Linked DNA regions of Mus musculus: region 1 is linked to region 2. The links are chromatin loops, found by intact Hi-C in ENCODE. Cell type or tissue: heart. All regions are shown on one strand. Links, peaks and the distances in the headings refer to the core of each region. The heading gives the core; the rest is flanking DNA.

The links. A loop is a pair of places that touch in the nucleus more often than their neighbours do. Peaks named below come from ENCODE experiments on the same cell type or tissue, not always from the same donor. Only the 100,000 strongest peaks of a DNase experiment are listed, where the experiment ranks them.
Region 1: it touches region 2 in a loop (2.6-fold over the local background); 10 of 42 quality-filtered maps call a loop at or near these places.

The regions. Positions count from the first base shown.
Region 1 is chr8:117,496,796-117,501,186 of GRCm38, forward strand. Plcg2 (phospholipase C, gamma 2) reads left to right here and starts at 1,480. Exons shown (of 33, transcript NM_172285.2): 1 at 1,480-1,634. In heart, for the core only: no CTCF peak of the experiment used is centred there; DNase peaks (open chromatin) are centred at 1,636 and 1,796; H3K4me3 peaks cover 1,668 bases; H3K27ac peaks cover 818 bases; H3K27me3 peaks cover 1,971 bases.
Region 2 is chr8:117,567,640-117,572,030 of GRCm38, forward strand. Plcg2 (phospholipase C, gamma 2) reads left to right here. Exons shown (of 33, transcript NM_172285.2): 7 at 525-608. Among named protein-coding and RNA genes, the nearest start is that of Plcg2, 72 kb to the left of the region's middle. In heart, for the core only: a CTCF peak has its summit at 2,005 (motif pointing left); no DNase peak of the experiment used is centred there.

The sequences.
Region 1 (4,391 bases), core at 85-4,084, 71 kb before region 2:
AGCCAGTGGCCACTGTGCTGGGACAGCTGTAAGGTGGCTCTCAGCATGAGGTTGGTAAAGTGCTGACCTAGTGCAGGACATCTGCGGGGGTGGGATGAGGTGGGGGGACACAATGTAAAAGGGAACAGTGGCAAAACCTGTAAACTGAGCCCCGGGGAGTTAGAGGCAGGAGGATCAGAAGGTTGGTCCCTGCTAGAAGATTGAGGTAGCCTGGGCTACATAAAACCAAGTCTTTTTGTTTGTTTGTTTGTTTGCTTGCTTGTTTATTTATTTATTTATCCTTCAAAACAGAATTTCTCTGTGTGGCTCTGGCTGTCTTGGAAGTCCTTCTGTAGACCAGGTTGGCCTCAAACTCAAGAGATTCACCTGCCTCTGCCTCTTGAGTGCTAGGATTAAAGGCACCCAGAAGAAACCAAGTCTCTCTCTCTCTCTCTCTCTCTCTCTCTCTCTCTCTCTCTCTCTCTCTCTCTCTTTCTTTGGACAGGGTTTCTCTGTGTGGCTTTGGCTGCCCTGGAATTCTCCTTGTAGACCAGGCTGGCCTCAAATTCACAGAGATCTGCCTACCTGGGCCTCCTAAGTGCTGGGATTACCAGCCTGAAATCAAATCAAATCATCAAATCTTAAATCTCTCTCTCTCTCTCTCTCTCTCTCTCTCTCTCTCTCTCTCTCTCTCTCTCTGTCAGAATGGAGAGGTGGTTTAGCAGTTGAGAGCACATATTGCGCCTACAGAGACTGGAGTTCAGCTCCCAGCAACCCACATAGCCACAACAGCCTGTGACTCCAGCTTCAGAGAATCCTATGAGCTCTAGCCTCCCTGATCCCCTGTATTCACAGAAATGGATTCACATAAACACACACATATACACATAATTTAAAAATAATATTAAAAAAATTTTTTTGGACACAGATCTCACTGTATAGCCCTAGCTGGCCTTGAACTAATTCAGAGATGTAATTTTGTCATTCTGCCTTCCTAGTTATGGGATTAAAGGTATGGACCGTTAAGCGGAAAAATACATTTTTTTTTCCCCAGAAAAAAAAGCAACGAGTTTTAAAGAACACAGTCTTCCAATTTAAAAGCCAAGATTTCAGTTCTCTAGTGCCCAGTTACTCTTTGAAACAAACTTTTGAGCCTGGCACTGTTTTGCAGAGATGGAAACTGAGGCTGCGGCATTTAAGATAGGAAACAATGTACTACTAAATTCAGCTCTGTCAACCCCGAGTGGGTGAAGATAATCAATGCATGCATGGTATCTGTATGCAGTAGGCGCCCCATAAACTCTGATATTCTTGGGAAATTTCTGTTCTCTTGGCTAAGCGATCGCGGCCAGGCAGGTGGTACTGGGGCTGCCTCAGTTTCCCCCTGGTCGGGCAAGGCATGACTCTTTTAGGATGCTCTGGCGGGTCGGGACCCGCCTTGAGACAGGGCGGCGCGTTAAGGGGGGCGGCCCCGAGGAGTCACGTGGCGCGGCCGCCTCCAAAGCAGAAGTAAGGAGCGCCGCTGAGCAAGACCTGCGCTGCCGGACTGCCCGGGCCCCAGGCGGCTGCTGCACGAGGGACCCCCGAGTCCCCCCAACCCGTGGCTGGCAGGCCCAGGGATTGTGCGGGTGGCTGCGCTCCGGGGGTACCGCCAGGTGAGTAGCCAGGATGGATGGAGCTCCCCGGGGACTTGCGCGTGTGCGGGGACCCTAGAGCTGGCACCGCGTTGGGTGGGGACTGCGCCGGAGCCCAAGAGGGCGCGGGCAGGGCTGGGGTGCGCGATCCGGGCAGGTGGCCGGGTGTGCCCTGGGGAACCCTTGCTTAGGGACAGCCGGGCCCGGCCCAGCCGCCGGCCACTTCCTCTCCTGGGGCTGGCGCCACCTCTCCAGGGTGAGCAGTGGCCAACTAGGGTTTGAATGAGAGACGCGGCTCCGGGTGCTGGGGTGGCCGAAGCGTCTACCTCGCCACCGAGAGTCCTACGCGGGAGCCGCGTCCCTGCTTGCGGGGACTTGATTTTGAACAGTACTTCCCAGTAGTACACAGGTGGCTCCGGGGTGGGGCGGAGCAGCTCTTTCTCCACACGCGATTCTGGGACCCGCCCCTCCCGCAATTCAGTTCAGTTTGGGGATCTCAAAGAGGTCATTTGCCTCGCGGGGAGCCAGAATTCGAAGGGAAGGTGGGTTGTATCCGGACCTAGGAGGTTGATACCTGGAAAGTCAGGAGCAGGCCCTGTCCGTACCCTGATCTCGAACTGTTGAGAGAGAGGCTGGCAGGGCGAGGGGCCGACACGCCCTGGAAACAGGTGGCTTTCTCTCTGAGACCTAAATTTGAATTTCAGTTCCATTTATGTGACACAGCACACAGAGAGGAGCCCCCCCACCCCCACCCCCCGAGTCCAGGTTTCTCTCTTGGGTCCCGTACTAGACCAGAGCCTGTTTTCCGGGGCATCAAAGAGACTCCCTGCAGTTCCTGACCCTGGTGGCAAAGGCCCTTCCTGGTGGGCACAGGTCATGGCCCCTGCTCTTTGCTTCTGCGGGACACTTACAGGATGTTGGGGTCGGGACTAGCCCTAGGCTGTTACCCATTTTGCACGGTTGTGGGCAGCAGTGTAGCAGTCCCAGGGGATTTTGGCTGTGGATTTTTATTGATGCTTAAAATTACTCGGTGCTTGGCCTCCCAGGCAAGGCGGCGTGTGTGGGGTACTCTGAAGGAGCCCCAGCGGGGACCCTTTTGCACCTCCTGGGCGAAGTTGGTGGGAAGTTACTGGTGGGAAAACTTCTGCAAATAATTAATTTCGAAAATAGGCAACCCTCTCCCTGCCCTGTCTCCGCAAAAGGGCTTTTCTGTTTCAACTAACAGAGTGGACCCATTCATATGTCTTGTCCCATCCTCTCTCATTGGCCCCCTCTAGATTTACAAGCAATGCTTTCGAGATATATATATATATATATATCACTAATAACATTTATATTATAACTCATTAATTTGTAAGTTTCTTTTTTTTTAAATCAAAATAGCTCACAAATCTCCCAAGATCAAAATTGGCGTGTGATAATTTATAAATCCACTCTTTTCCGTAGCTTCTGTACATTTTAAATTTTTTAAAATTATTTTTGAGACAATCTCATTATATAGTTCAGGTTAGCCTTGAACTTCTGATCTTCCTGTGTCCACCTCCCAAGTGCTGGGATGATCAGTGTGTGCCAATACTCTTGGCCTGTAGGGGATGCCCTCCCCCCACCCCTCCCCACCCCACCCCCCACCCCCCACCCCCCAACCCCCCTTCCCCCCGTACCCCCCCCCCGTATCCCCCACCGCCCACTTCCCAGAGATGAGGAGCCCAAGTGTTTCTGGTTTTATGGTCCTGTAAGGATCTTTCCGGATGTCTCATTTTGCACAAGAGTGCTTGCTGGATCAACTTTATACTTTAGAGGTGCTTACCAGTGCCCTTAAAAAAAAAAAAAAGTCAACCCTGTTTTCACTTCCACGTGTACAGGTGGACATTGTTGGTTCTTGGATTGGACCTTCCCATGCTTTTAGGATGACCGTCAAATGAACCCCGATATCCCTGGTGCAGTGGGAAGGGCAGGCAATATTCAAGGGTTCAGCTGGTCCAAAGTCTAGTAGAATTCTTCCTTGGGTTTTTGGCTGAAATCCAGCACTGACCCACATGTGCAGAGACTGTTCAAGAGATGGATAGTCCCTGTTTCCTGTTTTGGGGTTCTTGTGTGTGAGAAGTTGGTTTCAAAGTGTGAAGGACATAGAAACGTGAAAAAAAAAAAAAAAAAGAAAAGAAAGAAAAGAGGTTTCTTCCCAGCACCACCAGCCATGTTTGTACTGACTATGTGAGTTGATCAGGTTACCCATAGTAGGGGTGGAGGGAAGGGGAGTCCAGGCTAATTCATTCATTTTGGAAAGAACAAAACAGAAGCAAAGAGGGAGTTATCTTGATGGCTAGGGCCCTGCTCTGGGAATACAGTCAGCTGGAGGAGACCTTCTTGCCTTGGGCGTTGGAGCTTGGAATACTCTGCCTGAACTGGCCACTGCCTGGTGCCCTGTCCAGAATCTGTTTCCAGTGTGGTGTTGCTTCAGGGCTTGGGATCTTGCTGGGGGAAACCTTTCCTGGGCATCTAACAGTGAGAAACAGTGGGGATGCCAGGATGGAGCATTCTGTATAGTGCAGAACTGTGCAACGGGGACCTGGATCTTCCACTTTGTAAGCTGGGTGACCTTGGACAAGCCAGTCCCCCTACCCACTCTTCAAAGAGTCGGCCAGTTTTGTTGGCATATGGCCAAGTACTGCCAGCATTCTGAATTCACAAAAAGCAAGCCCTGAAAGGATCAGAATCATATGACTGTCTGTCTGTCTGTCTGTCTGTCTGTGTGACCTTGGTCATATAATTTCCTCCTCT
Region 2 (4,391 bases), core at 98-4,097:
ACAGAAAGCAGGCGTGAGAGACAGAGAGGGAGAAGAGAAAAATGTTATTATTAATCCCTGTGTGGTTTTCTCTCTTTCTTTATACATACACGTATGTATGTATGTATGTATGTATATATGTACAACACTTACACACACACACACACACACACACACACACACACACACACACATACACGGGTCCACTCCCTGGCCAAAATAGACATGTAGTCACATCATCATGCAAAATGTGTTTACTCCAACTTCAAAGTCCCCATGGCCTTTTAGTCCCAAGACTGTTGTAAAGTCCAAAGTCTCTTAGGAGACTCTTGGAATTGTTGTATATATGCATATGTATATATATATATTCTTATGTATATGTGTTTACATAAGAATGCACATATATATACATATAGGCTAGGGAATCACTGACTTCAGAGGACGTTGGGTTGATTCCTCCAGCTGTTCAGTTCTTGTGTAGAGGGCGGAGGTGTGAGGGTGGACACCCGACTATGTGCGCTCACCTTTGCCTTCTGTGCTTGCAGGAAATCGGCGCACAGAAAGATGAGCTCAGCTTTGAACAGTTCCATCTCTTCTATAAGAAACTCATGTTTGACCAGCAAAAATCGGTAAGAGGACCCTCGGCTCTTCTCGTGTTTGCTTCAGGCGCAGAGCCGAGAAGCCCACAGGGAAAGGCTTAGCTTCCCACTGAGTCAAGGACGCATGGGCAAGAGTGACCGTGGATGACTTCAGGAGACCAGCAAACGGCCGCAACCATGGTGGAGCTGTAGGAGACACGTCAGGGCATGGGGGTTGCTGATCTTCCTGGTGGGAATTCCATAGCCATAAATTTGATCATAACTCTGAGTATATGAAAAACAAAATACAGTATAATGCACAGCACACTATTAGATCACCTAGGAAGGAAATCCTGCAAATTATTCATAGCCTTCTCTGAGTTTTATGATTTTATGACTTTATTTTTGAGACAGGATTTTCTGTAGTCCAGGCTGACCTCAACTTCATGTAAAGCTGGCCTTGAACTTCCAATCCTCTTTCCTCCAGCCAATGAGCGCTGGGATTATAGAGTGAGTTACCCTGAGGTAGCAGGTTATAGGGTCAGGAGGGGACCAGGGCTTTGTATGTGCTAGGCCATACCCCCTAATCCTTACAGATATTCAACTGGGGACTAAACATGCAAGTGTATGAGCCTATGGGGCCCATTTTTATTCAAGCCAGCATTTCCCACTCCCTGGCCAAAATAGGCGTGTGGAACATCATCGTACAAAAGGCATTCAGTCCAACTTCAAAAGTCCCCATGGTCTTTTAGCCCCGAGACCACCGTAAAGTTCAGGGTCTCTTCTGAGACTCTTGGAATTGTCATAAACTGTTAACCCCTGTGAAATCAAAATTAAAAAGCAGATCACATGCAATGTACAGTGACACAGAATATATGTTATCATATATATATCATATATATATATATATATATATATGACCACACATACATGACACATACACTTTGCCACTGTCTTCTGGGTTCCTACTAGGATGCCTCCTTAAGCCTCACTTAAATTCCTTTCTTAGTCACTTTCTGTTGTTGTTAAGACAGCATGCCTCATCCCCAATCCAAGATGTATTTCAACTTACACTCTTTCACGTTGAAGTGACCTCGATAGTAGCCTAGGCTGTCTTAGAACTTGCTATGTAGCCCAGGTTGGCCCCAAATTGACTCTCCTACTTCAGCTTCCCCAATGCTCAGCCACAACCTAAACTTTTTATTACAGCTTAAAAAAACAAAAAGTGTGTTTCTGTGTAGGCTTGTGTGCATGTGAGAGAGAGGAGAGAGGGAGAGGAAGGGGAGGGAGGATGGTAGAAAGGAGAGAGGGGGTGAGGAGGAGGGAGGGGTGGGGAGGGCGGAGAAACATACTGATTGAATTGAGGTTTAAGGACTCCCTATTCTCCCTGGAATGTGCTAGGTGGAACCCTGGGAAAACATTCAGCCATGCCAAGGTCGCCCTCTGGTGGTCAGAATGCCACATGGCACCTGAGTTGGTATCTCATTTTTGGTTTGGCCTGTGGGTTGGCATTTTAAAATTAATGACCTACATTTAAAACCCAGAGGTCTAGGTGAGGCTGCTGCTGCTGCTGCTGCTGCTTCGTCTTCTTCGTCTTCTTCGTCTTCTTCTTCTTCTTCTTCTTCTTCTTCTTCTTCTTCTTCTTCTTCTTCTTCTTCTTCTCCTTCTCCTCCTTCTTCTTGCTGCTGCTTCTCCTCCTTTTTTCTTCTTCCTTCTTCCTCTTCTTCCTCTTCCTCCTCCTTTTTTCTTCTTTTTCCTTCTTCCTCTTCCTCTTCCTTCTTCCTTTTCCTCCTCCTCCTCCTCCTCCTCCTCCTCCTCCTCCTCCTCCTCCTCCTCCTCCTCCTCCTCTTCTTCTTCTTCTTCTTCTTCTTCTTCTTCTTCTTCTTCTTCTTCTTCTTCATTCTCTTTCTCCTTTTCTTCCTTCCCCTTCTCCTTCCCCTCTTAGGTCACAGAGCCCAAGAGACCACCTGGGGTCAGGCCAGGGATTGTGTGTCCAGTAAGTCTAGAGGTTGCCCACCCAGCTTGTTCATGGCCAAGTGTCGGAAGGGAAGGGCCCACATTCCCTGAGATATCCTGATGGCTTGATGGATCATTTTGGATGCAGGTGATTCTAGCCTGAGGTAGCTGGGATGGGGGATAGGAATCCTCAGATTTAGCAGTGACACTCTGGTTGGTTTCTACCCTGGTGACTGTCCCTGGGCTCCTGAAAACTCATTGCTCCCACCTTCAGAAGACGAGACTGTCAGCGTGCTGTGCTATCCTCCGGCCCTTGGAAACTCAGTTCCCCATCTTCAGCCCTGTGGGTCTTACCGTCTTCCTCTCCCTTTGTCGGTCCCTTCCCCTGTCCAGCTGGGGCCTTCCTTGAGCATGAGGAGAATAATTCCTCCATTATTTTAGTCAGTCATCTGACTTGTACAACAGCTGTTTGCATGACCCAAGTGGGTACCGTGCTTGGCACAGACATGTCCTCTGACCCTGCTGACAGCTCACTGGGGTGGACAGGCTCACTGATATCTGGAGTTACTCAGACCCCAGTGTCCACCCAGGCTCCCTGTTGGGTTAGGTTTGACCACAGAGCCTCACCAAGAAATGCTTTCTACATCCTCATTTGGCTTGTGAGCCAAGTGCCAAATGAGGCCAATAATCTCCTTGCCATGCCTGACACCCCACCTTCTCAAAAGAAACGTGTGTGTGTGTGTGTGTGTGTGTGTGTGAGTGCTTCTGAATTTGAACGGGTAGTCCAACCTTCAGGCTGGTGATGAGAGATGTTTCCAGACATCTTTCCAGAGTATGGGACACCCAGGTACCTGGGGCACCCCCTATCTCCAGCCTGTGGGTGGCCAGAGGACTTGACTGTTGGACGCAGAGCTGTTTACAAGATCTGTCACAGGCCAGTGACTAGAGGGTCATTTCCACCTAGAATACATCTCACCTTTACACAATCACTGTGTTATTGATCAGGCAGGCAAGGTGGACAGAGTGTTTGCCAGGCTGTTAGCTAGAAACAGTCCAGGAGCATATGTGTATGTACATGCGTGCACACAAAAGTGTGTAGGTACACCTGTGTGCATATGCGTATCTCAATGTGTGCATGTGAGCATGTATGTTTGTGTTTACATGCACACACACATGAGTCTTGTGTATGAGTGCATATCTGTATCTATACATATATGTGCATGTGTGTGCACAGGGCTCAGCCAGTGAGCTGGTGCAGATGGAGATCAGAAGGGAGGCGCATCTCAGCTCCTCGAATGTGCGGTTGACATTTCAGAGGGCACAAGGGAAGAGCTGATATGGCCCTATGTTCCTTTTCTGCCCTGAAAGCAGAATGGTAAAAGGGTCATCTGTGAAATATTAAAGGTCTGAAATACAGCAGTAAACACAGAACAGTGTAAGTTACCGCTTGTTGCCGGGACCACAGTACCCAGATAGAAGACCTCCAATGGGGAAAGGCTGAGTTGTGGCCCACGGTCTCAGTCCACTGTGGTGGGGACAGCCTGGTGGCACTCATGGAGTCAGAGACATGTGACAGAGACACCAGAGGTGGTCTCTGGTGGTGGTGGGGGTAGTGTGTGTATGTGTGATGAATGTATGTGTGGTGTGTGCGTGTGTGTCAATGTGCATGTATGTCAGTGTGTATGTATGTAGTGTATATGTGTGTGGTGTGTATGCATGTGTGTGTATGCTGTGTATATATGTGTAATGTGTGCTGTTTTTGTGATGTGTGCTTGTGGTATGTGTGGTGTGTATGTATGTGTGTATATGGGGTATGTATACTATGTGTGTGTAGTATGTTGTGTGTTATGTGTGCAGTGTGTATGGTGTTTGTGATAT